Regions from separate parts of the Homo sapiens genome. Here region 2 is linked to region 1. The links are chromatin loops, found by intact Hi-C in ENCODE. Cell type or tissue: chondrocyte. All regions are shown on one strand. Links, peaks and the distances in the headings refer to the core of each region. The heading gives the core; the rest is flanking DNA. Region 1 overlaps LINC01255 (long intergenic non-protein coding RNA 1255). Region 2 has its middle 24 kb from the start of PIEZO2.

Region 1 (16,020 bases), core at 7,099-12,098:
AGTTTATTTTCTTTTGTGCACATCAGAATTTCATATTCAAAGGACATCATCAGCTCTCTTGTTAGAAGGGGTCCAGGCTGAACACCCTCTTTTCTCTCAATGATCCCAGCTATGACACAGTTTTCTGATCTTCAACATCCTGGAGGCCCAAGACTATTCAAATATGTCACAAATATCTCTAATCACATCTTGTGATTATGACTTGGATAGAAGATAAACATTATTTCCATAATGATGAACATAAGACATTTGAGATTTTTTTAATTTTTAGAGTTGTTATTTTGAATTATTTACCTTCCTAAATCTAAAAAAATTCCCTTTAGAACTCTTAATTTCTTTCCTAATTTCTCTATCCTACTCTCAAGCAGGATCAACCTCCCAAACGCATTGCTTATCAGGCTGTGATACCAAACTGCACAGGAAAAGCTTAATCTTCAAGAACCTGTAGCTGTTCTCCCAGACATCCATATCTCCTTGTCCTAACCCTTTGATTTATGTTATTGTTTTTAAGTCCCATTTTCCAGGCATTTGCTAAGCCAATAGAGAACTGGGCCAATTTCCAAAGTCCTGCTAAGAAGTTAATGTTGAATAAAACTTTTTTCAATGCGGCAATTGATCCGCAGTCATTGCCTGTTTGGGCTTCCCAACCACAGCTCCAGACAATCAAGGGGAAGGCTTATGCCATTTAAACGTCTCCCTTCCAGCAAAAGAATCTGGATTGCATTGTCAGAAAAGTAAAAAGGAGACATGTCAAAATTATAACTCATCTCTCTACCTTCAGCCTTATCAACTATGTTAAGTATAATAACATCTACTCACCAATTGCCTCAAGTCTCATTTTCTCAATGTGATTTCAGTCACTCATTCTTCAAAGACTATTTTATAGAGCAGCAGACAGGTCCCAGACCAACTCTACTCCTCTCCTAAACTCCTGTTCCATGCCCAGAGGAATCCCTTTTCCAATGACTAGACAGGGGCTGGGGACATTTAGAGGCCCGGGCTCCTTGTCTCAAGGCTGGACAACTCTGAAAAGCCAACCTAGTCCCAGAGCTCCTTGCAGAATTGGCTGAGGCCACTGTTGCAATCCCATCGAGTTTCCAATATTAATACCTCCTGGCCCAACCCAATCTTCTCACCTCCAATAGGTGTTGTTCCTCAGCCTTAGTGGGAAATAGTGTTATTTCCCATTAAACCAGCTATCTGCATGTAAATATCAGAGTCTGTTTCCAGTGGAAACCAAACTACAACGTGTGTGTGTGTGTGTGTGTGTGTGTGTGTGTGGATAGATAGATAGATAGATAGATAGATAGATAGATAGATAGATAGATAGATAGAGATATATGATAGAAGAAAGAAAGACATCCAAAGTTGTAGGTGACCTAGATTGGACAAATATAGCTGTCTCTTGTTGTTGCTGGAGAATTTGTTCCAAGACCCTCCCTCAAATACCAAAAGCCATGAATGCTCAAGTCTCTGATACAAAGTATTTTCATATAACCTATGCACATCCTCCCCTGTACTAATTCAGGGGAAGACCACGAAGAGCCTGTGTTCTCTTTAATAGTCATTTTATTCTCCATTTAAAGCCTTTGCCTCAAAACCCTGCAAGGTTATTCATCACTGCCAAATTGGAGTCTGTGAGATTTTCAGAAGAACCATTCATGTTACAAGTTTATATTCAGGTTTCAGTCACTGAGGAATTATTGGTGGCAGTGATCTTATAATTATCAGTTCTTTATTATCTTGAATATCACTTTATTGGCTTATCTGGTAGTCTCTTTTTAGGATTTGTACACTCTCATCTCTACATTATCTATAATACCTAATGCCATGTAAATGTTGGCAAATAGTTGTTACACTGTATTGTTTAGAGAATAATGACAAGGAAACAAATCTGCACATGTTCAGTACAGATGTAATCATCCTTTTTTTCCCAAATATTTTTGATCCACAGTTGGTTGAATCTGTGAATGTAAAACCCACAAGTATGGAGGGCTGACCATATGTTATACATAATCTGACACATATTTGTTATATATATACAATATATCATCTAAAACTGAATATTTGTTGCTCCAAATAGCCTCAAAATACGCCCCAAAAATTTATAAAATTTGGAGGAATTTATTGTTTATAATGAACATTTATCAAAATTAAGTGAATCATCTATTGTTATACTTTTTCATTAAAAAATACAAAGCAGGTATGGATTTAATATCTTAATGAACTATTTAGTTTATAATGAAGAATTTCTTGGCATTGCATGCTCAACCCGTTGAGATTATTTGGAGAGTTATGAGCTTTGCAGGAGATATTCATAACATTATATATCTAGAATGGGTTAAAATGGATTTCTCACCTTGAGGATAAACATTTATGACTTTATTTTCAGTAGAGTAGTAAAATAAGGACAAGGTAGAAATAAGGAGGCTTGGTTTCACTCCTGCCTGCACCTCTAAATTGTTCTGCAAACTTTTCTGGGTCACTGTGCTTCCTGGCCTCAGTTCCCTATCTGTGGAATGAAGAAGGTGTCCTTGATGTAATTCCAAATCTAACATTCCATAACTGTAAGATGACATCCCTAGTCCTTTTATATAATTGTTATAACTATTAAAGAATAAAAGTACAGAACAGTAAACTTCTAAAAACACTGCTTCTACAGATGAACTATGGAAATACCTCATTAGTGACACTTTAAAACAATCTGCACTGTACTAAGAAAATAGTACTTTGCACTATCTGTAGACATAGCAACTAACAGGATGTCTGCCACATAGCACCAGCTGAATACATTCTTGATAAATGAGTAAATGATTGTTATGTGAATGCATGTTTCCATTCCTGTCATTATCCCACAACAACTCCAAAGGGAATACAATAAATTCTGTCCAATGAATGAGCCCATGTCTCAGATATTTTACCTTCATCTATTTACTAATCTACCTCACAAAAAATGATATCCTTGTGGAAAGTATTTCAATAGAGAAATAATATCCAACTGTGATCTAAGTATTTTAATTAAGCCAACATGTAGTTTAAATTGTTGAGTTGCTGATTAGAGCAATCTTTTTTACTTGTTTTGGAGTGAAAGTGCTTTCAAAATGCTTCCATGAGAATTGGAGGGCTGCAGACATATGGCCTTATGTGGTGAAATCCAGTTCTTGTTCTTAGACTCAGCAGAGTACAGTTTTTAAAGGGATTTGATGTTTGACATTTCAGTGGGTTCAGCATAAATGCAGATGGTTGGGGCCCATCTTATGCCTAAAGGTGTTCCTACATGTCTTTTAATGCCTTTACTTTGAAGCTGACCTGATGTCTTCTCGCTGGCCTTGTGAGATGGGATTTGCTGTCTCCACAATCTCAGTTTTGAGTCCCAGCTCCACTACTGATTGGATGTATTTTCTTATCTATAAAATGTGGATAACCACAGGTGATTATTATATGAGGTTATACCAGTAAACTGCTTAGCATGGTACTTAACATATACTAATGATTTCTATGAATATGTTTGCACAACTTACTGTGATTATGGTAAAGCATATCATTAAATCCTTGGAATTATTTTTTAATTTATGAAATAACTTTAGATGATTACTAAAAGTTCTGATTTTGAAATTTTGGAAGTCTACATCTCCTCTTTTATAAACTGATATAACATCAAGTAGATTTTTGTGACTAAGATGTAATTATTTCCACTGTATTTTCAAATATCCAACTGGAAAGATCACTGAGAAGTATTGCCCAAGTAAGCTGGATATCCCAAAAACTGTGAGCCAAAAAATAATATAGAGATAAGTATCTTGTAGTTGAATACTGACTAAAGAAATTATAACATATCAGTGTACTTAAAACACTGTAGAGAAGTAGAGAAGCTAAAAATGAACTGCTCCATGTGTGAATTCTATTGCTACTTGGAAATGCGTCTAAGAAACATTACCTGAAAAGAGCAAAATATCAAGGACTCTGAACCACCACTGTCCACAGTGGGCTGTCATGCCAAGTGTAGTTTATGCATCTCTCCACAGCTGCATTGTTGCCTACAGCCCCACAAGGTGCCTCCATGCTCCGTGGCAGCCGGAAATAGCAATGTCTTCAATCACACGCCTATAAAAGCAAGGCGACTAAGAGTTCAGACCCCTCAGGGCTAAAGGCCTGGATTATCCAATTGGTCAGACCGGCTGAAATGTTGGTTAGTAGTGAAGAATCTTGAATGGGCAGTAAAGAAAGAAAATGATAAATACTAATTAGGATCCCAGGACCAGCTGCATGAGGAGAGCCTGTAGCTTGGCTTACAGACCCCCTTTCAATCTTTACAAGAGACTGCAAATGACCCTCTCCACTTTCTGGGAAAAAGTGAAGTCATCTTATTCTCTGGCCATTTAGTTTGTAAAGAACAGAGATGTGCCAGGTTGCTCAAATCAATTCTCCAAATGTGGTACTCAAATAGCAGCACATTTTCTTAGTGGATCTGTTCCCTTGATGACAGGCTTCCCCCCATTAAAATAAACCTATTATAGACTGAAGTATGAAAATCAGGTACATTTTTGAGATCCTAAGAAAAAGTGAAGGGAATCTCATGCTTGCTGCCTGCAGCTCCAGCCTGGATCTCCAGATCTCCAAGGCTCCCCATCTCGACTATCAGACTGTGGGACACTTTCATTGGAAATTCTGAGAAGCACAGCCTTAGGTGTTGGAGGTTTATGATAATGAAGAAAGAAAACTCAGAGGACATCTCTGAAACTACACAGCCAGGCCTAGTGGAGAAATGAAGTAGGCTCCGTACTGTCTGAGCCCCACACAGCTCATGGTCTCTCCCCATCTTACTGGACCATGAGGACCCTTCATCAGCAGATGCCCACGACTGCCCCTCCACTGATGCCATTATTGCCATGATGCAGCTTCTCTGTCTCTGCCCCCTCCTCCATCCAAGTCTTTCCCTTCTCCCTCTTATGATACAACCCCTTTGTTTTTACTGATTGATCTTATGACACATCCCTTTTATTTTTACCAGTTGACTCATCTGACATTTTTTCAATGTAAAACATTGAAAAAAATTGGATAAAATATGTCCCTGCCATTGGATTACACATTAATTTCTGAAGTCAATCTTCCTGAGGTTACCGAGAATCTTTTATGACATTGAAAAAATGTCAGATGTGTCAACTGATAACTACTCAATATGCAACCTCACCACAGAACGGCTGAAGCACCTTGTAAACAAATTACATCTCATATTCGGCCACTGTTGGTTAATGCCCCAAGCTGGGCCAGTCAGTTTGAGGCAATGCACCTGGCCTTTGTGAGTGTGCAGCTTGTCTTGAGAAAAGACATTGGGCGTACATAAGATTCCCAAAAGTTCTCATGACTTGCAGACATGTCAACAGCATTGCTCTAGTGAAGAGTGCTTTAGAGAAGAGAGAGGCTTGTAACACCAGCTGCCATCTGCACTGGTGCCGCGCCAGGCACTGTGCTGAGAACTTTACAGCCATGATCTCATTTAATTCCTCTTAAACATCCAAGTTGAAGTTGTGTCCTATTTTATATCATAAATGTCATTATATCAAAAAATATATTTTTCCTGTGCAACATATATGTTGTGCATATTCCAGTACATAAACTTTTAACAGCTTGCATAGCATCCTCAGATTTCAATATGATTTTTAAATACCCCACTCAGAAGAAATTTAATGTTTCTTTCATCATACTCTGAGTCAGCTTAAATCACTATGTTTTTAATTATTCCACTTTCACGGAAAAATACAAAGTGATGAAAATTGCCTTTCTAAATATTTCTTCCATTGAAGAACAATTCTCAGGTTTCTATTCTTCTAGAATTCAAAGAGTTTTCAGTATTTAGGAGTATTTGCCCCTTTGCTGCAAAATTCATCCTCTTCAATAATTTTTTTTAAGTGAGCACAAAATGCAACAATGGTAGGGTTAATTGATTTTGATAGACCCACCAAAAATCATCAGCAAACATTTATGACTTTCCATTGAAGACAATTCCATCAACGTGTTGTTTCCAAGCATCTTTGAAATACCCAGTGATCCCTCCAGTAGAATCTCTTATGAGACATAAAAACTACTGGCACAGAGAATAATTCAGTTTTACTTCTATCAATGAGTATTATCTAATGTTGCTTAGAGGTTTTATGAAACCAGGGAATCATCCATTCCCATCTATGTTTATTCCTGAAAATTGCGGCCTTGGTGTTATACAGAGACCACGATTGCACAAAGAAGGCCTCAGGGGAGCAAACATGACCTCATCCTGTGAGGGAGAGCCACAGCTCACTGCCACATGCACAGAGGATTAAAAGGCAAGTGGGGAGACAAAATACTGTGATTAAAAAAAAAAGTACAAAAAATTAGCTCATCCAATGATGAAGACAAGACAGCAAATGCCAAATTAGCTTAATTGAGCATGCAAAATTAGATGTTCACCTTGATGAACATAATTATTACAATTTCAAAACTGCAAATGACCTCAGGAAAAAAACCTAGGACAGCCTCATTCCCAATTGAAAACAAACAAAAAAACAAAACAACAACAACAACAAAAAAAAGCAGAGTTACCCCCAGTATAATGCAGAGCTGGTGATACGGTTTGGCTGTGTCGCCACCCAAATCTCACCTTGAATTTTAGTAATCCCCAGGAGTCAAGGGTGGGACCGGGGGAGATAATTGAATCATGGAGTTGATTCTTGTGGTAGTGAATAAGTCTCACAAGATCTGATGGTTTTATAAATTGTGTCCCCTGCACAAGCTGTCTTGCCTGCCGCCATATAAGGCGTGCCTTTGCTTTTCCCCTCGACTTCTGCCATGACTGTGAGGCCTCCCTAGTCATGTGGAACTCTGAGTCCATTAAACCTCTTTCCTTTATAAATTACCTGATCTTGGGTACATCTTTATTAGCAGCATGAGAACAGACTAATATGGCTGGCAATAGAATGGACAAGACCCTCACTTGCACCTTTCTGCCTTCATGGGCAAAACCCACAGCACTCACACTTTCATAGATTCTGGCAATTATATCCTAGCCCTGCAGCTTTAGAGATGCAAGAGCTGCACCTCTGATCACCTGGCCTGCTTTTGAATTTTGGCTGCAAAGACTAACACTCAGGGCTTCTGACTGCTTTTCTTTTCGCCCACACGTAAACTTGCTACGTTTCTTCCCCACCCCATTGTTTGTCCAGAAAGCTACAAATCTTTCCAGAAATATCCATATGGCATATCTCTGAAATCAGTCAGCCAGAGGTCAGTATGTATCTGTGCTTTAAACTTTATGATTAGTGCCCTAAAAATATTGTTATAGTCTGCATTGGGTAAAACGTGCCCCTGCCCTTGGATTTCACATTAATTTCTGAAGTTAATCTTCCTGAAGTTACTGAGAATCTCTGTGTTGCTAAATCCAGTGGAATTTCTTCCCTCCTCATCTTACTGGACCATCTGTAGCTTTTGGCACCATTGACTATTATTCTCTCTCCTTGAAATACCACCTTCCTTTGGTTTCCAGGAAACTATATTCTCTTGGTTTTCCTCCTGCATGTCCCTCTCAATCTTCCTTGCTGGCTCATCCTCCTCCACCCAGTCATTAAATGTTGTAATTTCTCAAAGTTCATTTATAGTTCATTCCTTTCACACTCTATCAATACCCATGGCCATACAGAGACTCCCAAATTCCTTTGTCCAATCTTGATTACTCTTCTGAGATCCAGAGCTATATAGCTAGATGGATGTCTTTCTAGCTGTCTCTATTGGGATATCAGAAAGACACACTTCAACACTATATGCTTCTGAATTCGTAACATTTCCCACAATAACAACCTTAGTCTGCTTCCAGTGGTTCCTCTCTGAGTAAAACCAGCATCCACCATTTGGAGATGCTTCAACGCTGGCAGTCAATCCAGTCTTTCTCTCTCTCACTGTGTGTAAATTGTCTCTCTCCCAGTCAAGGGAGATTTTCCTTCCTAGGTTTCTCTGTCTCCATCCTCACCACCACCCTCATCCTAGAAACCATGCCTGCCCATGCCGCAACCTCTTGATTTGTCTCCATACATCTGGCCTGTCCATCTGCGTTTGTTCTCCACATGGTGAACAGAAAGTTCTTTACAAAATGCAAACCTGATTTTACCACCCTTTGCCTAAAATCCTTCCGCAGCTTACCCCAACTCCAGGTATAAAGCCCATAGGCTCTTCGTGGTCTTCTCCTGCCTAAGTCATTCACTCCATCTGCACCCTACTCCCCCCACCCCAGGATGCCCAAGCACCGGCGACACCCAGTGCTTTCAGCTCATCAGACAAACCATTCCTTTCCCCACCTCTGCCACCTCCACCAGGCCTTGAAGACATTTTCCCTCTACTCAGAAGGTACTCCTCATCCTTCGGCAAGTTCAACCCTATTTCTCCTTCAGATCTCAGCTGAAACATGACCCCTCCAGAAAGGCTTTCCTGAGTGTCCCGTCTAGCTCAGCCCCTCACCACGCTTCCCGGCTCTCGGCCTCTCCTGGAAGCGCTGGCCACTGCTGGGCTTCCGCACTTCCTCTGTGTGTATGTGACTGCATGTTCCGAGGCTCCACATCTTTGGGCTTAGGAACCACTTCAGGTTTCATTGTTTTCTGTACAAATCACGGTGTGTAGCCAGGACCTGGCATATAGCAGGCACTTGATAAATATTCACTAATATCAGTCAATGATTTCACCCTTTTTATGCAAACTTTTGCAACAGGCTGGATTATTCAGGAGGGATAGTATATTCTTGAGTTATCAGTCAAGTAGATTCCCTCTCCTCCCCTGCCCTGTCCTCAACCAGCCTGACTTCAGCAATTTCACTCATTATTTGTCTTCTAGAAGAGACAACTTGCCTCCTAGAGATAGATGAGAGGGCGACTTACTCTGCCTACTTACAGGTCATGCTAGAAACGTTTTTCTAGGAAAGGTACTGAAACCCTTAACAAAAATCAGTTTGTGGTTCATCAATTCACATTGTTTAAATGCCTCATGAGAATGGACAAGTGGAAGTAAGCTACAGCTATTTTTGTGACTCACCAAAACTAGAGGTCACAGCTGTGCCCCAGGGCAGTCCTGCCCAAAGCTACTTGCTTTCAACCTCACATGAGTCACCCTGTGCGGCTGGAAAGAGCAAAGTCTTGACGGAGATTCCATTTTTTTTTTTTCTGGCCGAATGACTAATAAAAGATCACCTTGTCAAATTTAGCCTTAGCAACAGGCAGTAAATTTGTAAGTGTACTGTTGAATTAAGTTCCTGCTCTTAAATTTGAAAGGATAGATTTGTCACCTTAAAAAAAAAAGATTTTAATTTTAAAAACAAGTGATTCTCTTTATCCTCTGTAAAGATTCCTGGCAAGTTATCTTTGCCAGGGCAAAAAATAGAGGCCTGGAGGCTTTCATGTATTTTCTAAAGGTGAGCAGGTCACCGGTCAAAAGTTCTTCACTATAGACAAAGGGATGGTGTATTTACTATTGCTTATACAGATAGTTGTGTTTAAACTGGTTGGCCTTTAAATATTTGACCCCAAGAAGAGGGCATCTTTTCTTTATCAGGCTAAAAGTTTTTAAACGTAGAAAAATCAAATAAAGAAAACGGAAATTTTCAAAGATTAGAAGGGATCCAGATTTAGCCACAGTGAAATTGCTCAGCACAGGGGACATCTAAGAAAGCATACTATACTAAAAAAAATTCTTCATTATTACTATCATTCCCATATTTGAAGTTTGTCCATAAATGCAAACCACAAATATAGAACATTGCATCACAAAGATGTTCTTCATAGCCTAAGAAAGTAGAGCTGCTGGACTTCTCTTCATTATCAAGATTTACCATTACAGGCTTTACACTTTTAAATTTGTTTGTATCCGTTTTACCAATGAGGAAATTGACAGCCAGAGAAGTTAATTAATTTGTTTAGTGGTTCCCAGAGTACAAAGAGCATAAAAAGCTGAGCAGGCACCATGGTGCTTAGGAGTGTGGACTCTAAAGACATGCTGCATGTGTTTACATCCCTGCTCCATCATCCACTGTGTGACTGCAGGCAAGTCCAATGGCTACTCTAAGCCTTGGCTTCCTTGGCTATGAAACACAGATGATAATACTGAGCTCGTACCATCATTTTACATTCTAAGTGAGATCATGCATAGCAAGCAGTCGAAACAGTGCCTGGCACATCGTAAGCTCTTAAAAGCTTTAGCTGTGTTTTAAAATCACCTGGAGAGCTCACTAAAGATTAGGATACCTGGGAACCTCCTCAAGAGATCATGATTCACTAGATCTGGGCAAGAACCTAGGAATCTGCATTTTGATAAACACTGCCAGTGAGTTGGAAAACCACTATTAGTGCAGCCAGATGTACCTAATTCCAAAGTTAATGTTGCCTCATCAGGAAGCAAATTCTTCAGTCCCTTCCCATTTTGTATTGGTATTCCTGTGATTTTTCAAATGGGCCAAGTGTTACTTCAATTTAACACCTTCCTAAGTAACACCTCGTCTACATTGCTTTGGGAAAAAAATCACTTTTTTTTGCCTCTTAGATGCTCTCTTAAGTCACAATATTTTCCATGATGTTGCTCTTCATTTTTAGAGTCCCATGGACCTGCCACGACCAGGCCCTTATGTCCTTCCATCGTGTAGCATCAAGGACTTGACTCGTGTCCTCTCTAGGCTATAACCCAGTCTCCAAAGCCAAGCCCGTGTGACCAGAGACAGCTGAGTGTTCAGGGGTAGCTGTGTTTCAGGCCAACTCCAATTTGGTGTTTTTGTTTCCATCCCCAAACCAGGGGGCCTGCAAGCCCCACATATCAAACAACTGGTTTGTGGAATTGGCTGTTATTACAGGGAGATAACTGAGCTGCCTCCTGAAATCTGAGGTTCTTAAACCAATTGGGTATCATATATACCCAGTGCTTTCTGGAAAAGTAAAGTGTACAACTCAATTTTCACCATGTTGTTTTGGAGAGCAGACCTCAGAAACCAAAGGCAAACACTCAACATTCCAATCCAACTCCATCGTCTTCCATGACATGGGCAGTGAAGTCACATTTGGTTAGGGCTTTAGTTGCTCTCCAGGAATGATGAACTTAGCTTGATAACAGATGTTCTAAGAAGCTAACAAAAGCTACCAAGCAAATAATTTTTTTCTAGTATCACTGTATGCAGCTTTTTCAAAATGACCAAGTGATCTGACAATAGAAGGAAAAAGCAATAGGGTGATTCCATATTGTAAGCCAGATATTCAATTTGAACCAAGCTCTTTGAAGCCCTCAGTAGCTAAGTAATTAGTCTTTTTCTAAATTCTTATAAAATTTCAAGACCATGAAACACTATGGAAGATGTCAGAACAGCAAGCAGCCTCAAAGTGCTGTAGATGGGATAATTGGAAAATAAGAAATAAGAATTCACTAATCTTTTCTCTAATTTATAGTAAATTCAATTGTGTTTACATATTGGAAGACTTGTACTTTTTTCTGTTAGTAAAATATACCCCAAATGTTTCAGGATCTCCTGCTCAAAGAACCTAGAGTATGCTTAAGTACTTTGTGTTAAACAGTACCATGGTGGGTTTTTTTCTCTATCATTTCAGTAAATCCAGCCATTGCACCTGTGCACAGGTGTGAAGAGAAAGATCAATAAGTGAGACTTCTTTCCCAAGGGCCCTTCCCCTCCTCACCAGTTAAACCCAACAGCTGAGGAACTGTCAGCCTGTACTGAGCCTTTCTATCAAAGAAAGGATAGAAAGTTATTAAAAAGTGGTAAATATGGAGGTTAGGAAGCTATGTAAAGAAGGATGCATAAGATAATGTGAAATGAGAAAAAGCGGAATAAGAAAATGAATAGTTACTGATTAAAACGATGTTAAAAACCATACAGCATGCACAGTTACTGTCAGGAGACCACAATTTGTGCTCTTAAGCTATTGGCTGGAATATGATCTGCAGCAAAAAAAAAATATATATATATAAACTTCAGTTCATTCTTATAAATCGGTCCAGTGAAAACAAGAGTACCAGTATATATAAAGATAAACACACACACCAAATATACATATACATATTACATATTACATTCTTGTAAAAAAAATTTTTAAATGACCTCTGAGCCAGAAGGTGCTGAAGAGCACATACATGGCTGTTATCTCGAGGTGGGATTGGGGGCAGAGGGTGTTTATTAACCTTTGTCACAGCCTTCAGTGGTCCAAGAACCTGCTGCTCCCGGGTCCTCTCATTTGAAGACACCCACCGCCTAAGGATGAAGAGAAGCTCCTTCTTGCAGATCTGAGGCTGATTTCCCAACTCCCAGGAACACCCTACCCACAGCCTGTTCCCCAGACCCAGGTCTGTCCCCTTATGCCTGGTCCCAAGTCAAAACCAGCTGTTCCTATTTTAGAAGACAATACTACTTCTTCCCTTGCCTTGTATTACCAGTGGTCTAGGTTGTCTGAGGCTCCTCAGGGTACAGCCCTATTCATCTCTGTGTGTCTGCAATGCCAGGCATAGCACTTGTTACAGAGTTTTTGTTCCATTGTACACAGGGACTTATAGAGTGCAATAATAGACACTGGTGAGATGGGGGTGAGGGTTGAAAAATTACCTATAGGGTACAATGTTCACTATTCAAGCAACAGGTGCACTAAACACCCAGACTTCACTACTACACAATATATCCATGTAACACATCTGCACTATACCCCCAAGTCATAAATCTATATGATACATACAAATTAAATATATATGTATCAAACTAAATACATGTATATATTTAAACACAGGAAACTGGAACTGATTATTTTACAAAACGAAGTTACTCTTTATCTTCATGTGACTAATACCCTTCAATGGTGGAATTCTTAAAACATAACATTTTTACTTTCTACAGAAAGCACAGAAACACAGAAGTGTTTTTAAATGATTAAAATATTTTATAGGAATGTACTCTTTAGTCCCAATATCAGTAGGGAAATGTTTCTATACAACAGTGAATTCATAGCATAGCATTACATGCAAAGGTTGAAAAGAATTAGGATAATCTACATGTACTAACATGAAAAGATCTTTAAATGTCATGTTGTCTGAAAACAAACTGTAGAAATATAAGTAGGGCCTTCTGTCATTTTTAACTAAGGTAAGTAAATCATGTATTCAGATGAATGAAAATAAGTTTACAGAGGTCTTGCATAATTTTAAGTTTTTAAAACAGCTCCCACATACACATACATAAATCTGATCATCTCAATAAAAACACAGAGAGAAAGAGAGACATCCCGCTCTTATTCAACAGGAATTCTTGACCAAGACTACAAATGTAGCCCATTTGACATCGAAAACATTGGGACAGGTGTGAGAGTGAGGAAAATGGGGAGAAAAAAGAACTTTGAAGACAAGGATTTGAAGTTAGCATGAAGCATGGAAAGGAGGAAGGGCAAGCTTTCTGCAGTGAGGACAGTGCCTGCCAGAGAAAACCAGATCCTGGGGAGGGGTTTCTCCAGAAAGAGAAAGTCAAAGCTGCAGGTAGGCTCTGGAGACAAGGAGCTCGCATGCAGTGAAGGTGGCGGCCACATTGAGAAATCACTCCAGGCTGAAGGACATGCACCAAAGGCGGGAGGGGTGGCACCATGGACAGAGCTTCGGATGGGTGCAGGTGGGGCTAAGAAGGCAGCATGGGGCAGATGCTGCAAGTATGGAAGCCAGGACACGAGCTTCCTTCCAACCACCAAAGGGCAACTCACAAGCAAAATTCTTTCCTAATGCTTCACCACGTTTTTTTTCTTTTTTAGACAGATCTCACTCTGTTGCCCAGGCTGGAGTGCAGTAGTGCAGTCACAGCTCACTGCAGCCTCAAACTCCTGGGCTGAAAGGATCCTGGCACCTCAGCCTCCTGAGTAGCTGGGACTACAGGTGTGCGCCATCATACCCAGCTAATTTTTTTATTTTTTGCAGATACGGGGTCTCCCTATGTTGCTTAGGCTGGTCTTGAGCTCCTAGCCTCAAGTCATTCTCTTACCTTGGCCTCCCAAAGTGCTGGGATTACAGGTGTGAGCCATGGTGCCTGGCGACCTCACCATTTTTGCTGACTGAATCACTTGACTAACCTAACTATAGCTTGCTGCTGAAGATGCTGGCAACCTAGTAGACAATACGTCAAGATGTGAGGATGCTCCATAGTAATGTAATACCTTCCATTCAACCAAGGTTAAAAGTGTCAACTAAATGCTAATGTCTCCACCAACCACAGATGGGGTTTGCAGGAGCAATGGCTGTAGGGACACTAAGATTTCACCCTCCAGAAGACAGCATCTTCCTGTGCCATGGCTAGATCACCAGCTACCCACAGACAGCCTGAACTCCAATTGTCTTCCTGCACATGTGCCTTTAAAGGTTTTACTGGCATTATTGCTTTTTTACTTCTGGTAATTGCTTTAAAAGAACAAAGCTCTTTGTTTAAGGGGGGCCCAGGGATCTTATAATTGCCACGAGGCACATGAGAGGTTTCTAGACTTTCTAAACAGTTTCTCTTTTAACATTAAATATTAAGTTCATAATGTTTGGCCAAGATGTAGATGCTCCCTAGGGAGGGGGAGGTGATGCTATCAGGAAGATCGTGTAGACTGGTAAGAGATCCCTCCTGCATAGCTGACTTCAGAACCACAAAAAAGCGCACCTGAGGAGGGGTGCTGGCCACCCTGTGCCCATGCAACCACCATGTCTTGCCAGAAGCAGGGCACACTCTAGTCCCAGCTGCGTCAGGGGCTTCAGACTCATTAATACTATTTTCTACATTAAAATAAATGATGACGTATCTGTTCACCTGCAATGAATCACATCAAGTCAGTTCTTAAATGAGTGTTTCCAGAATCCTTAGGGGCTCCAACCCAGCTAGTGCAGGGGCTCAATGACTTAACCCTTCTTTTCCCATGGTATATTTTTCCCCAGAATTTTCCAGCCGAACTAACAGTAATTTCAGTGACATTAAATACTGTTACAGGAACTTTTCAAATGTAGAGGAGCCTTTAGAAGGAAGCCTTGAGCATGAGGACAGACCCCCCTCATCCAACCACCACCTGACTCTGTGTGAACCTGGAACTGTTAGGTGAGCCCGTCGGCTTGAGTGGACAACCCAGGCTTGCAAAAGGGGAGACTGGGGAAAGCTTTGTCTTTCCCTTTCCGGGGGAAGACCCATTTTTAAAATTACAATGTCCTATTTTCACAGAATGTCTGTGCTGTGATAAAAGGTCATCTCCCTACAATGTTATGATACAGACCTCAAACCTACAAACATGAGGAACTTCTGCCTCCAGGTTAACTGCTTACCCACTGTACAAGACACGTTACACACAGTCCAGGAGGCGGAGCTTCTGAGATATCTAGAAACAGCTTAGAGGCAAAATGACAAAATAAAGCAGCAACAACAAATAAAACCAATCTTCTCGAACTGGCTCTCGCTTTGGTCTAACTAGTTATGCACTACTTGGATAACTATATCAAGTTCCCTTGAGTCGTCTTTTACTTTAAAATGTTATTGTAGGACTGACTCATCCATTCCTTATCATGCCCAGTGTACTGTTCATATCTCATAGTCAACTTGGTGCTAAAAGTAGTGACGAGCCATTTACAATGCCAGAAATCAAATTTTGTATCAGTTAGAATCAGGTTTGTCTCCAAACAATAAATAATAATGAATGTGATAACTTGGATGAAATGGCCAAATCTGTTAAGAAATGAGAACTACCAAAATTCACTAAAGAAAAATAAGTAACCTTGTATAGTCCTGTATCTATTTGAAAGCAGGAATTATAGTTCAAACCCTTCACACACACAAAGGCTACCAAATTTTTTTTTTTTTCTGAGATAGAGTCTCGCTCTGTCACCCAGGCTGGAGTGCAGTGGCGCGATCTTGGCTCACTGCAAGCTCCACCTCCCGGGTTCACGCCATTCTCCTGCCTCAGCCTCCCAAGTAGCTGGGACTATAGGTGCCCGCCACCACGCCTGCCTAATTTTTTGTATTTTTAG
Region 2 (16,020 bases), core at 7,247-12,246, 330 kb before region 1:
AATAAATATCTCATAGAATCAGATTGAACCAATCAAGTCTGCAAAGAGTTCCAATCTACTGTGTCCCAACTCTTCACCAAGCACGGTAATAGGGACTGAGAGTACCAAGATCAATAGGCTCTTAGTCTCTGCCCTGGATAGACTCATAGATTAACAACTAGCTTAGATGAGCTCCTTGAAAAGAAGACAGGGCAGGCCAAACTGAGGGAACAATGTGTGCAGGGAAACAGAGGCAGGAAGGAAGGTGGTAATATTAGGGAATTTCAGGTTGATTAAAATGACTGGATTACCAGCGGAGGGAAGAGGGATGCTGTGAATAGCACTCTCTCTCCTTGATTTTTACTAGTCCTCGCTCAACTAAAGACACAAAGAACTAAGCCGTACTTTAATTGGTGGGATAGAAAAAGAAGAGGAGGAAGAAATAAGAAATGTTTGAGCGAAGAAATCCCAAATGTCTTTGGACCCTCCTATGCTGGGCCTACAGAAATATGCTGACTCTGAATTCCTATTTACTATGAGGAAATATGAGGATCTCTGTTGCAGTTCCCAAATGCTGGAGGAGATCAGTGACATCCTAGGCAGCTGGACTTATACCCTGAGGGGCAGTGACTTTCATTCCCACGATGATCACAGTGACGATGATAATAACCACTACCATCTATTTAGCACTACGTGCAGATCCCATGCTGAGCACTTTACACAACTTTGAATTTACTTAATCATTATAAATAATATGGCATAAGCATTATTATCCTCATTTTCTAGTCAATGAGAGAAGCAAGCGGAGTGCAGGTACAAAAAAGTCCTTGAGTCACACGTACATTAAGGAGGAGAGCTGGTGTTGGAACTGAGATCCGCATAATTTAAAACTCCAGGCCATCCACACTATACAACCCAGATCCTCCTAAGCTAAGCAGTTACTACCTGTTTCTTATGTCAAACCTGTAATAACCTCTCAGGCTGTTCACTTGGCTCATCTCTTTGGGGCATTCTATAGGATTCAACTGGTTAAACCCCTTGTAGTTGTGCAGGATCATGAAACTTGTTCTGGCCAATGAGTTGTGAGTAGAAGTTTAACAAGAGTGATGTGTGCCACTTCTTGGCAGGTCATTGAATTGCTAGTGTGAGCACGTAGGTAGCTCTCCTTCCTTCTTGTATGGTGATTAGTCATGTTCTTGATGGTGGCTACTTCATCAGCCTGTTCACCTAAGAGACTAGGAAGTGCAGAGACTCCTGTCCATCCATAATGGACTCATCATATGTATTAAAAAAAACATGAATGTTTGTTGTTTCAATAAAGCCACAAAGCCTTGAGGTTGTTTGTTACCATAACATAACTTAGTCTATCTTGATATAAATAAAAATTAGAACCTAGAAGTGGGATACTTCTGCAACAAAAACCCTCATCAACATGAAGCAGTGTCTTAGGTGCTTGCCCATAGGCAATTAGAAAATTGTTATCAAAGACTGGAATGAAGTCTAGCCATGTTGTGCATTGGTGAACCAGTCAGTAAAACAACAATGAACCTGGCCAGGCGCGGTGGCTCACGCCTGTAATCCCAGCACTTTGGGAGGCCGAGGTGGGCGGATCGCGAGGTCAAGAGATTGAGACCATCCTGGCTAACATGGTGAAACCCCGTCTCTACTGAAAAAAAAATACAAAAAATTAGCCGGGCGTGGTGGCGGGCGCCTGTAGTCCCAGCTACTCGAGAGGCTGAGGCAGGAGAATGGCATGAACCCAGGAGGTGGAGCTTGCAGTGAGCTGAGATCATGCCACTGCACTCCAGCCTGGGAGACAGAGCGAGACTCCGTCTCAAAAAAACAAAAACAAACAAACAAACAAAAATTATGAACCTGATCAGCTTTTAGCTTCAGACACCTAGAAATATTTCTCAGCAATATTAACAATGACAACAGATTGAAGAAACTGCTAGGCTTCTCCTTTCAGCCACAGTGGAATCAGTGGGACCAGAATTCCCCTCCTGTTATACACAACCAAACAACTGAACAGAAGGCATTAAATAGCTGCGTAGGACTGAAATAAGGAAACAAATTAAGTCAGTCCTATGATTACCCTGGATTTTTCCTGGTGACACTTTCCAGACATCTATAGAGGGAGGAGCACGCTAAGGAGAAAAAGCAGTCCAGGGAGGATGAGGTGACTAGATCTTGTGGAAACAGAGAACTGGAAAGGAGGGAGCCAAGCATAGAAAAACTCCAGAAATCTGCATGGATTTAAGTCTCTTGATGAATAATAGCTACACAGGCAGAAGATGAAACTTGGTGAGGTTGGATGAGTACTGCTATGAAGCTGTGAGCTAAAGAATTCCTAGAGCTGATGCAAGACTGGGAGACCTTTAAGTTCTGGTCAAACCACAGTGGAGAGTCCTTGAACACTCAGGGCACTGAATAGAGAATCCAGAATGGTCATGACTTTACAATAAGGCTCTCCTATACCATAGTAAAAGCTACTCTAAAGCTGTACAAAGCTCAAGCATAAGCCTCCAAGAAACCAGGTTTATCCTTATGTGACTTAACTATCTGAAAGAACAAAGTTTAACACTTTTGGAAGGAAAATAAAAACGCAAAACAAAATCCAGCACTCCACAAAATAAGATTCGCAATATCCAGTATGCAATAAAAATTACTAAATACACAACGAAGCAACCACAAATGACGCAGTACTGGGAGAAACCAATAGAAATAAACCCAGATATGAAAGAGATGATGCTAGAGTACACATGGACTTTATTTTTCTGACACATTGTAATTGTATGTATTCATGGGGTACAATTTGATATTTTCATACATATATGTTGTATGATGACCAAATCTGGGTATTTAGCATATCTATCACCTTATGCATTTATCATTTCTTTGTGGTGAGAATGTTCAACAGCCTCTCTTCTAGCAATTTTGTGATATATTACATAATACCTTATTCTTAACCATTGTCACCCTAAGTGCAATAAAACACCGGAACTTATTCTTCCTAATTGTTACTTTGTACCCGTTGACCAAACTCTCCTCATTCTCCTCTCCCCTTTCCCCTTCCCAGTGTCTAGTAATCACCGTTATATTTTCTGTTTTTATGATACCTAGATATGGACTTTAAAACAACTACTTAAGCATAGTGTCTTTCAATCAGGAGATTCAATCAAGTGATTGAATCAGTAATCAAAAACCTCCAGACAAAGAAAAGTCCAGGTCCAGATGGCTTCACTGGTGAATTCTACCAAACAAAGAAGAATTAACATCAATGATTTCCCAACTCTTCCAGAAAACTGAAGAGAAGGGGACACTTCCTAACTTATTCTGTAATGCCAATATTCCCCTGACATAAAAGCCAGCCAAACACATCACAAAAAAACTAAAATCCTTTGACATAATTCTAGCAAACTGAATCCAACAGCATACTAAAAGGATTATACAACATCTCCCAGTGGGATTTAGCCCACAAATGCAAGGTTAGTTCAACCTACAATAATCAATCTATATAATACACCATATCGATTAAATAAAGGGCAAAAACCGCTCCATTATATTAATAGATTCAGAGAAAGTATTTGACAAAATCTAATAAACTTTTTTGATAAAAATACGGAAAAAAAACAGGAATTGAAAAACATTTCCTCAGCATGATAAAGTACTCTGAAAATTTCACACCTAACATCATACTTAGTGATGAAAAGACTGAACACATCCTCAGTACCCAGAGTCAGGAATAAGACAAGGATGTTGAGTCTCACCACTTCTATTAATATTCAGTTGGAGATTCTAACCAAGGCAGTTAGAAAAGAAAAAGACATGGAAGACACTCAGACCGGGAAAGAAGAAGTAAAACTATATTATAGATGACATGATCTTACATACAGAAAATCCTAAGGAATCCACTAGAAAACCCTCAGAAGTGATAAATGACTACATCAAGGTGTCACAATACACAATTAATATATACAAAAATCAATTATATTTTTATATATTAGCCATGAAGAATATTACAATGAAATTTTTAAAAATACCACTTCTAAAAGACACCAATTTTGAAAGAATAAAACACTTAGAAAAAAATTAACAAAGTATAAAACTTATACTCTGAAAACTGCATGACATCGAGAGAAATTAAAGAAAACCAAAATAAATGGAAAGCCATTCAGTGTTCATGGATTAGAAGATTTACTATTGTTAAATAACAGTGCTCCCCACATTTATCTATGGATTCAACAGATCCCTATCACTGACCCAGCTACCTTTGTTGCAGAAATTGATGAGTTGAACCTAATTCAAATGGAGATGCAAGATACCTACAATAGTCAAAACAATTTTGAAAAAGAAGAACAAAGTTGGAAGACTCACACTTCCCAATATAAAAACATAATAGTAATCTACAGTAATCGATAGAGTATGGTACTGGCTTTAGGACGGCATAGAGATCAATGGAATAAAGTTGAAAGTCCAGAAATAAACTTTACATTTATGGTCAATTGATTTTGATTACTGGCAAAGATATTAAGGTCATTCAGTAGGGGAAAAATAGTCTTTTCAAGAGATGGTTCTGAGGCCACTGTATATTCACATGCAAAAGAATGAAGTTGGACCCTTGCCTTACACCATATACAAAAATTAACTCAAAACAGACTTCAGTCGATATGTAAGAGGTAAAAACTCTAAGACTCCTTGAAGAAACATGGGTATAAATATTTGTGATCTTGAATGAAGCAAGTTTCTTAGATATGTAACTAAAAGCAAAAGCTATGGAAAATAGAAAAGTTAGACTTCCTCAAAATTAAAAAAAAATCATACCTAAGAAGACATGCTTAAGAAAGTGAAAAGACATCCCACAGAAAGGGAGAAAATAATTTCAAATCATATCAGATAAGGTATTTTTATACAGAATACATAAAGAATTCTTACCACTCAGTAATAAAAAAGAAATTTAATCAAACTGAAGAATGGAAACAGATCTGAATAAACATGTTTCCAAAGAAGATATGGCCAATAAGCACATGAGAAACATGATCAACATCATTAGTAATTTGAAAAGTACAAACACAACCTTTAGGATGGCTATATTTAAAAAGACAGACAATTTAAATGTTGAGGTGCTATGAAGAAATGCGAGTTAATGCACATTACTGTTGAAAAAGGCATATAACAGTTTTGAAAAACAGTTTGACAGTTCCTCAAATTTTAAACGGAATTATCATAAGAGCCAGCAATTTTACTCATTGGTGTATGTTCCAGAGAGTTAAAAACATATCTCCATGCAAAAACTCTTCTGAATGTTCATAGCATTTTTAATTTATATCCCAAATGTCCATCATTAGGTTGGAAATAACTCATATGTTCATCATTTTATGAAAGCAGAAACAAAATCATACATTCATACAATAGAATATTATCCAGCCATAAAAGAATAAAGTGTTGATACATGCTCCATCATGGATGAACCCTGAAAACTTTAGACTAAGAGAAAGAAGACAGGCTCAAAAGGCCACATATAATGTACTTCTATTCTTATAAAATGCCCATAATAGGTAAATTCACAGTCAGAATGTAAATTAGTAGTTCCCAGGGGCCAGGGGAAGGGATGAATGTGGATGATTGCTAATATGTATGGGGTTTCTTCTGGGATTGTGAGACATTCTGAAATTAGATAGTGGTGGTAGTTGTATAACTTTGTGAATATACTAAAAACCACTGAACTGTACAATTTCATAGGGCAAATTTTATGATGCATGAGTTTTATCTCAATTTTTAAAAAGTTACTTGACTCCTTAAAGCTAAAAAATGTATTTTGGGTTATGCAACATATGTAAAATTAAATTATGACATAACAATACAAATAATGGCAGGAAAATGAAAATACACTTATAATTTCATAAACTTTTGTAATTCATAAATAGTATAATATCATTTTAAGGTGGACTTTGATAAGTTAAAGATGCATAATGTAACCTCTACTGCTCTAATAAAAAATAAAACATAGACATATGGTTAATATGCCAATAGTGGATATAAAATACAATCTTAAAAATTAATCACATTATAAGAGCTAGTTGAGAAAAGAAGAAAAACAGAAGAAAGAACAGATAGCAAGATGATAGACCTTAAACCCAACCATATTGATAATTACATATATGTAAACAGTCTGAATTCCCATTAAAAATCATGTATTGTCAGACTGAACAAAAAATGAGATCTAATTATCTGTGGTTTACATGAAACCCACTTTAAGTAGGAAAACTCATATAGGCTAAAAGTAAAAGGATATGAACTTATACCATGCAAACAGCAATCAAAAGGAAGGATCAGGCAAATTAGAACAATGAATATTACCAAGGATAAAGAGGTACATTTACCAATGGTAAAAGGATTAATACATCAAGAAGACAAAAAATCAGAATATGTATGCCCCATTACATATTCTTCATCAAAATGCTTAAAGCAAAAAATAAAAGGAGAAATAGAGAACACCACAGTTATACTTAGAGATTTTAACATTACCTGTTAGTAATCAAAAGAACAAGTTTCCCAAATATCAGTAAGGATATGAGAGACTTGTAAAACACTGTAGACTATTTGAGGCTTATTGAGATTTATAGAAGGATGTAATAAGCAATTGAAGAATTCACATTTTTTTCTAGTTAACATGTAGCAAGCACAGATCATATTATAAGTCATAAACAATTACTTGATATAAATATAAGCAAATTGAAATCACTCAGAGTACATATTCTGATCTTAATAAATTAAAAATCATAGCAGATGTTTTGGAAAAATCCCCAAATATTTAGAAATAGTCCATGGAACAAAGAAGATATCACAACAGAAGATATTTGGAATCAAATGAAAATAAAGATACAACATACCAAAACATTGTGAAATGCAACTAAAGTTTAGCTTAGGAGGAACTATATAGCTTGAAATATATACTAGGAAAATAGAAAGATCTAGAATCAACCATCTAAGTGTCCATTTTAAGAAGCTGGAAATAAAAGAGTAAATTAACTCAAAGATGACAGAGGGGAAGGAAATAAGCCTAAGAGCAGAAATCAGTGAAGTAGAAAAATATAAATAGTTATGAACTCAGTGCCGCTTCTTTGAAAATATTTTTTAAAACTTAATAAACCTCTAATTAGGCTGAAAAGAAAGAAGAGCGAGTGAGCAAGGGAGGAGAGAGAGAGACATAAATTATAAATATTGAGAATAAAGAAAAAAATCACTACAAATAATATGGAAATCAAAAGCAAATTAAGAGAATGAAATAAATAATTTTATGCCAAAAATTTAACAACTTAGAAAAAAGGACATTTTTTTTTTTTAATTCCAAATTGTCCAGACTCAGGAAGAAATAGAAAACCTGGCCGGCCGGGGTGGCTCACACCTGTAATCCCAGCACTTTGGGAGGCTGAGGCAGGAGGATCACGAGGTCAGGAGATCAAGAGCATCCTGGCTAACACGGTGAAACTCCGCCTCTACTAAAAATACAAAAAAATAGCTGGGCATGGTGGCGGGCGCCTGTAGTCCCAGCTACTCGAGAGGCTGAGGCAGGAGAATGGCGTGAACCTGGGAGGCGGAGCTTGCAGTGAGCTGAGATCCAGCCACTGCACTCCAGCCTGGGCAACAGAGCGAAACTCCGTCTCAAAAAAAAAAAAAAGAAAAGAAAAAGAAAAAAAAAAAGAAATAGAAAACCTGAATTGTTCCCCATCCATTACAAAAATTGTGTTTTTAATTAAAAACCTTCCCACCAACAGAACTACAATTCTAGATAGTATTAATGGCAAATCTATAAAACATTTAAGGAAGAAATCATACCTATTTTACATGTTTACTTTCAAAAAAATAGAGAAAAAGGCTGGGCACGGTGGCTCATGCCTGTAATCCCAGCACTTTGGGAGGACGAGGCGGGCTGATCACGAGGTCAGCAGATTAAGACCATCCTGGCTAACACAGTGAAACCCCGTCTCTACTAAAAGTACAAAAAATTAGCTGGGCGTGGTGGTGGGCGCCTGTAGTCCCAGCTACTCGGGAGGCTGAGGCAGGAGAATGGCATGAACCTGGGAGGCCGAGCTTTCAGTGAGCCGAGATCGCACCACTTCACTCCAGCCTGGGAGACAGAGCGAGACTCTGTCTCAAAAAAAAAAAAAAAAAAAAAAAAAAAAAAAAAGAATATTAAACTATCAGGAATCAAGAATTTTAGTGTAAGAAAAATAAGTTGGGATATAAGATAAAATGATTTAGGAAAAACAGTAGTGCTAAATTTGAATTGCAAACATCAATATTAGCTCATGATTTTAAAAAATGTGTATTTATAGCTCTCTTCTGACAGGGTCAAGAAGCAATAATGTCCCAGTGCCAATTAGCATACCAGTGCCATTTTTGGCTTTCTAAGAACTATTTTTCAGTAGATGAAGAAATTCAGACTCAGAAGAGAAATGGCTACCCCAGATCCGGGACAAAGAAAGTATGAAGTAAGCTTCTGACATCTTGTGACAGAAAACAAAGGCTCAAAGAATGACACGGATTGGCTCAAATAACCCAGGAGACGGTTGGAAGGGATCTGCCCAGGTGAGCTTTGGGAATTTTGAACATTAACAGGAACAATCACTGATTTGAATCTTGGATCAAAAAAAGAACATACTATAAAAGATGTTCTTGGCAGGGCGTGGTCGCTCACGCCTGTAATCTCAGCACTTTGGGAGGTCGAGGTGGGTGGATCATTTGAGGTCAGGAGTTTGAGACCAGCCTGGCCAATGTGGTGAAACCCCGTCTCTACTAAGTATACAATTAGCCGGGTGTGGTGGTACACGCCTGCAATCCCAGCGACTCAGGAGGCTGAGGCAGGAGAATTGCTTGAAACCAGGAGGCAGAGGTTGCCAAGTGAGCCAAGATCGTGTCACTGCACTCCAGCCTGGGGGACAGAGCAAGAAAAAAAGAAAAAGAAAAAAAAAAGACATTCTTGGGGCTTTGGGGAAAATTTGAATATGGATTGAATGTTAAATTATATTTTTAAATTATTGTTTTTTAATTAGATGTAATAATGGTATTGTTGCAGAAGGGCCTTATTTTTAGGACATACCTGCTGAACTCTTTGGAGTGAAATTTCATGATGTCTGTAATTTATTTTCAAATGCTTAAGACAATAAAAATCGTATATATACACATATCAAATATATTATACATAATATATATGATTACATGTGTACACACACACAGAGACAGAGACAGAAACAGAGGAAGAGGAAACAAATGTACATATATAATAAATGTTAAAAGTTTCTGGATCTGCATGGAGGACATACAAGTATTTATTGTATTATCCTTTCAACTTTTTCTATACAAATAAAAATTTTCAAAAAGTTTATGAAAAATTTAAGTATTAAATAATTTCAAAACAATGGAAAATTCCAATGCTTTTTCATCAAATATGTAGAAAATGCTCAATAAAACTCTGTTGACATTAAGATAATCCTTTTAATTTAGTTATCTCCAAGGGAAAAACTGCTAATAGGATTAGATTTTCGGAGAAAATTACGCCTCATAAATATTTAGACCTTAGAAAGCCATGAAAGCAAAAAGACTTCTAATTTTTGAACAGTTTATGTACTTTTGTCTATGCATTTTTAAATGACTTTAATGTTTAAGATTGTTCATATGTCTCATAGGTAAAGCTTCTGATTTTCAACACTTTAAAAAATAAAAAAGATTAAGATTATTTTAAGAGGTTTTATGAAGTTTATGAGAACTATGCAGCAATTTTGTGACTGTGTAGCTTGGTATGCACCTAGTATTTTGGTTTGGTAATTACGGAGCTATGGTATTTAACATCATAGTTTTACAGTTTTGTAATTGTATTCTGCAGCCAAGAGGAGAAGCAGCAAACCATTTTTCATTCCCCTTTTTCCCTAAGAGAAAGAATAGAACAGCAATGAAGGCATTGTATTAAATTAATATGAATCTGCAAATTCGGATGAATATAAAAAGTAGGTCTTCCTGGCTTTGAAAGGACTTGCTGTAAAATGTTCCCATAACTCTCCATCACACTTTTTCCTTTCCTCGTCCCCTTTTCTCTTTCCTTTCCCCTTCCAAGTTACAGCTTTCACTATTTCCTTCAAATTCAGTTTCTCTGGAGCATTTTCAGAATGGAATGGAACAGATACAAGTGACTGGGATTGTCCCATGACAAAGATGAGAGAAAAAAATATTTCTGGGAGATCAAAGACAAACAGGCCTCAGCACACAGATTTCGGTCAGCACAAGTTTCTCTGCCAATTTATGCCCAGCCACGGGGGCCCCCTTCACCATCCCAGTGAAAGAGCAGGTCTTTGTTCCATCTGTATTCCTACCTCTGCTTCCCTCTCCTTTTCTTTGCCTCCTTTGCTGCCCCATTGTCACTTTCACTTCAATATACAGTATCATTGAGCCCAGATAGTACATCCTGGACCCTGGAACCCCAGGCCCGTGTCTCCTTTCATTACTTAAGGCCCTCGAAAGACACAGAGGTTAGAGTGGGTGACCAGCCTAAGGAAGGCAGTCATGAAGAAATCTCTGAAATTAAAATGTGTTGAAAAATTCCCTGTAGTCCTGTGTTCTATGTATAAACAGGATTAAAGTTATTTGAAAAGTAAAGGAAACCACATAATCACATGTATATCAAATGCAAAGCAAAAATTGTGCTATAGACATGTTAGCAACAAAGGAGAGACATAGAGCTCGAAAACAATAACTATGTTCCGACCATGAAGAGCTTCGTGAATCTCTCAGTCACCGTCAGAGTACAGACTCTCTTTTCATAATATCTTACACCTGTAATAGCAACTTAAGATTTACAACCTGGACCCCAGACATAGCTTGGCAAGTGCCTCCTCATTTAGGATAGTAATATTAAGTGTCTCTTGGAATGTTTGCATTTCTCAGGGTATGCCACTTGGTAAATTCCATGATGATTTGGCAAAGTCTGTCCACGCCCTCCCTCTGTAAGGCTCTCAGGATTGCCATCTGAAGTGATTCCATATGACTCAGACCATCCCTGGCCCCCACATCTCCTGCAAAAAACATCAGCAGGCAGTGCAAAGTTGAATAAAGCTCAAGAGAACCATCAGGTGATAATGCATTTTCCTTGGAACATCAGTCCTGAAATAACCTCGAGTGTCCGGGTCAGGCAATTCCCCTTGGAAGCATCAAATAGGCATTATACCCTGGAAAACAGAAACACTGGACTGCCCCCAAGAAGAAACTGAAAAGATACCAAGTTAGCAACGCCACAAAGCCACAAGCAACCTGCCTCCTTCCTCCTCTCCTGCTCTTTTGATTAAAACATCAGTCATATGCACAGTGTTCAGAAAACATTGCATTATGATCTTTATCATGGAACTTATCACTCCCAATGCTGAGTGCCTCTTTCCTCACTGTCACCACAAGGAAATTCTGCACTCCTTGATGGAAAAGGGCTGTGTCTTTTTCTTTTTTCTTTTTCTTTTTTTTTTTTTGAGACGGAGTCTTGCTCTGTCTCCCAGGCTGGAGTGCAGTGGCGCGATCTCAGCTCACTGCAAGCTCCGCCTCCTGGGTTCATGCCATTCTCCTGCCTCAGCCTCCTGAGTAGCTGGGACCACGGGCACCCGCCACCATGCCCGGCTAAGTTTTTGTATAGTAGAGACGGGGTTTCACCGTGTTAGCCAGGATGGTCCCGATCTCCTGACCTCATGATCTGCCCGCCTTGGCCTCCCAGGGCTGTGTCTTTTTCAACTCTGTGTACCCAGAACATAGTAGGGTGTTTGGCACATAGCAGGCACTCAATATATAGCTGCTGACTGAATAAATGTTAAATGGAGGACTTGTCAGGTAGTCTGTTGGAATAAGGACATTAACACAGAAATCATTGTGAGCACTTCCTGCTTTGCAGGCACTATGTTAGAAACATGTTTACACTGTTTCATTTAATCCTAACAGTAACTCTGCAAGACAGGTGACTTCATCTCTGGCTGACAGAGGAGGTTATTCAAAGAGGAAGAGGTCAGACAGATGACCACGATCAAGCCCAGAGAACAGCAGAACCCCGTCTCTCGGGTGCCATAGACCTGGCCCATCCTGTCCTCAAGGGGCTGGATTAGCAGAGAGAAGGCACAGGTGACCAAATGGCCAAGAGCTATGACACGTTTCGCCCTGATTTCTGCCTGGCTGTGGTGGAGATCAGTGCTAATAGTTATGAGGAGGGAGAGAGGGATGAGAAGGTTTAATCTGAGTTGTGAGAGACAAGGAGAGTGGGAGAATCTGGCTGACCTTCATTATCTGCAAAGACAGGAAAGACTCCGATGGGGACACAAGGTGGTTCTGACTGAGGTCAGGCTGCCCTCAGGAAGGCCGGGGTAAGAAGTCCAGGAGCCGAAGTGGGAGAGTCCGGCTCCTCTGCTGGATGGAGGTGCCCTAAAGGGGGTCGCAGAGAGGCGGAACCTCATCAGATTTGCGATTCAGATTACTTTCTCTCTCTCTCTCTCTCTCTCTCTCTCTCTCTCTCTTTCTTTCTTTCTTTTTCTGGTGTCTTGCTCTGTCACCCAGGCTGGAGTGCAGTGGCGTGATCTCGGCTCACTGCAAGCTCCGCCTCCCGAGTTCAAGCCATTCTCCTGCCTCAGCCTCCCGAGTAGCTGGGACTACAGGGGCCCGCCACCACGCCCGGCTAATTTTTTTGCATTTCAGTAGAGACGGGGTTTCACCGTGTTAGCCAGGATGGTCTCTATCTCCTGACCTCGTGATCTGCCCGCCTCGGCCTCCCAAAGTGCTGGGATTACAGGCCTGAGCCACCGCGCCCGGCCCCAGAATACTTTTTCTAGCAACAGTCTGGAATGGTACTGATCCTGGAGACAGAATATGAAAAAGATCCTAGTTAAAATTGGAAAGAAAGATGAATGAATGTGGGGGTAAGGAACAGAGAAGAATTAAGGATGATCGCATTTCAGTGAAGAAGTGGAGAGGTTGATTGCAGAGGACTCAAAAAAAGCTCCATACGTAAATAAAGTAACATGATCAGATAATGTTTTGAAGAATTAACATATGTATTGTATTTTGATTCTGTGATTCTTCTCATCAGGGAGTTTGCCAGTGGCCCCAAGGGCCCAAGGGGAATTGCCAAGCCCATGTCATTCACTGCTGCAGAAAATCCCTGAAGACATAAGTGGTCCAGCAGTTTTTGCATCCAGGTCCTTTGATTGTGTTATTCCTTGTCACTTTGTCACAGTTTTCTCTGACTTAAATCAACCAGGAGAATAAATCAAACAGCAAGAGTAACCGACACAACGATTTCTGCCCAGCACAACCCACAGCTGGCTGAGTCTAGGTTCCATGGAGCGGGAGGGTGTGGGTGGCTAGCCATCCTTGTTACGCAATGGCAAGGTTGCTGGCTGAACGTCTTGTTGATGAGGTTTCTAATTTAAGGGGCCTGATAGAATGCTTATTTAGGATTTTGTAATGTGAGAAACAGACAAGTTTTGGTTACACTGGCGCTCGGCAGAGATAAGAAAATACACACGTGGTTCAATGCAGCCTTTCTTGTGGCTCTGGGGCCTGGTGCCCTTTCACAACTAACTTGCTGCCTCAGGACAGTGAGGCCATGTAAAAGCACCCCGTCCAGCTCACAGGAATCCCAGGAGGCTTTACAGTCACCATTTAGAGTTCTCCTTTGGGGTTAGTGACGGCATGAACGCCCACAGCTACGTACCAACTGAAGTCAGAGACGTGGTTTTACAGTGGAGCCAACTGACGTCGAGGTGGGCATTTCTCCAACATTGCCACCTCTGCTTGGTGCAGACAGGAGAAGCCATGTGGCAGCTGTCACAGATGACTGCAGTGGGAGTGTGGAAGGTGAGGACTTATAGGGGACTACCCAGGGAATGGTCCACATGACCCTTTGTGGGGCCTTACTAATGCCAGGACCTAAGGGGTACCATGTAGAGCTTTGTAAATTAAATATAAATAAAATAGGGTGGGTGCAGTAGCTCACGCCTGTAATCCTTATTCTTTGGGAAGCTGAGGTGGGAGGCTCACTTGAGCCCAGGAGTTTGAGATCAGCCTGGGCAACACAGGGAGACCCTATCTCTACAAAAAATACAAAAATGGGCTAGGCATGGTGGTGTGTACCTGTGGTCCCAGCCACTCAGGAGGCTGAGGTGGGTGGATTGCCTGAGCCCAGGAGGTTGACGCTGCAGTGAGCCATAATCATGTCACTGCACTCCAGCCTGGGTGACAGAGAGAGCTTGTCCCTAAAAATAAAAATAAAAATAAAAATAAAAATAAAATAAATAAATAAATAAAAGGAAAAGATACTGCCCTTTTGTAGGAACTGGTCATTCTGCATTCTTTTTCATCTGGAAACCTCATTTCTCTCCTTAAAGCTCATAGTTGCAAGGACAGAAGGACTGCGTTACCTATAGAATAAAATCTTCATGCCACAACACCTATGGCTTAAGGAACGAGTGTCCAAGAGAGCCACAGGAAAAACCAGGTTGGCATGAGATTGCAGTAGGCTTCATGAACAAGAAAGTTACAGCTACATCCAAAGGAGATTTTCTGGCTTCGCCCTCTAAAGCAGGCAATGAAACCCAGGGCTTAAACCCCAGGGCCAGTGACTCCACAGGGTGCAAAACCGCCTGGGCATGATGATTTATGGACCTGTCAAACACTCAGCAGCTTTCTGGTGTGTTTAGGGCACAGCATCTCAGAGTGCATAAGTCATTATTATGAATGCTGGGCTGGGGTGCGTGGGGACGGCTCTCAGGCCCCTCCATGGGCTCACAGGCCTTCTTTGTTGAGCCTGGCAGAGTCAATAGCAGTAAACTCTGAAGCCCTCATTCCTCTTTGAGTTTACTTTACATTTGACTCAGAAAATAAAGTCAATCAAATGTTCTAAAGATCATATTTGGTTCATATTTCGTCCAGACTTGCTCAGTTTTAGAAAAACAAACTCATTTTCAAGGAACTTGATCTTTGTCAATTTCACCGAATCGTTCATATCAAAATATAGGAGTAACTTAACAAGGATATTATTAAATTTATATGCATTCATAATATATGCTTTGCTTTAAAAGACAAATAAGATGAGAAAGGTCTTTAGTGATTTTTAAGAGTCAGCCTATGGGACACAGCAATAAATCCATTCATTTTACGAAGATATATTCTGTCAGTAGTGATATTCTTCTTGAGAAAAATCCATCTCAAGCATCTAACAGAAGAAGTCGAATTAGCAGAATGCTGTGTGTTCCAAGAGTTTAATGATATTTCTGTTATTTTTGCTTTAAATCCAGAATAAAAAGAGGTGGGTTACCATTAGATCAGTAATTAGGCCAATTCATTCAGCATGATTTAATCTATTATACAACTAAATTACAGTACTTTTGAATCCAAACACCATTTAGAACAATCTTTCTATTACAAAGACCAGGTTACAGTTTAGGATATTAGGGAGAAAAATGTAACCCACACACCTCCTCTGTTCATTGCATAGTAACTGAGCCTAGGTGACCAATTTGTGCCAAGCGATGAACCTTCCAAAAGTCTCCTTCTGGTGATGACTTCTCTTGCCCTGTGGGGCCTCCAGCCAGTAAGAATAGCGGCAAATCTGGGGGCTTCATGGGGTTGTGGGCTTAGAGCTGGGAACGGGACAGGAAGCCACAGGGGCTGGGCAATGATGAGAAGCAGAGACATTTCTGTCTCCATCCCATCCCATTTCATTCTCCTCCTGGCATGACACCAATAAATATTCAGCTGAAAGATTGATTCACAGATGAGAAGTGAATGTGCTTTTCCCTCACTGCACTAAGGAATTAATTATTTGTATTTGTTTATCTATTTTTTTCTATTTTCTTTTTTTTTAATTATACTTTAAGTTCTAGGATACATGTGCAGAACGTGCATGTTTGTTACATATGTATACATGTGCGATGGTGGTTTGCTGCATTCTTCAACCCATCATCTACATTAGGTATTTCTCCTAATGCTATCCTTCCCCTTGCCCCCCAACCCCCAACA

The links. Peaks named below come from ENCODE experiments on the same cell type or tissue, not always from the same donor. Only the 100,000 strongest peaks of a DNase experiment are listed, where the experiment ranks them.
Region 2: a loop joins it to region 1, with 2.6 times the contacts of the local background. A loop is called at or near these places in 4 of 110 quality-filtered maps.

The regions. Positions count from the first base shown.
Region 1 is chr18:11,491,537-11,507,556 of GRCh38, forward strand. It overlaps LINC01255 (long intergenic non-protein coding RNA 1255), which reads left to right. Exons shown (of 4, transcript NR_110779.1): 3 at 14,996-15,100; 4 at 15,221-15,447. Among named protein-coding and RNA genes, the nearest start is that of LINC01255, 11 kb to the left of the region's middle. In chondrocyte, for the core only: no CTCF peak of the experiment used is centred there; a DNase peak (open chromatin) is centred at 9,093.
Region 2 is chr18:11,165,664-11,181,683 of GRCh38, forward strand. No RefSeq gene overlaps it. Among named protein-coding and RNA genes, the nearest start is that of PIEZO2, 24 kb to the left of the region's middle. In chondrocyte, for the core only: CTCF peaks have their summits at 9,856 and 10,089; no DNase peak of the experiment used is centred there.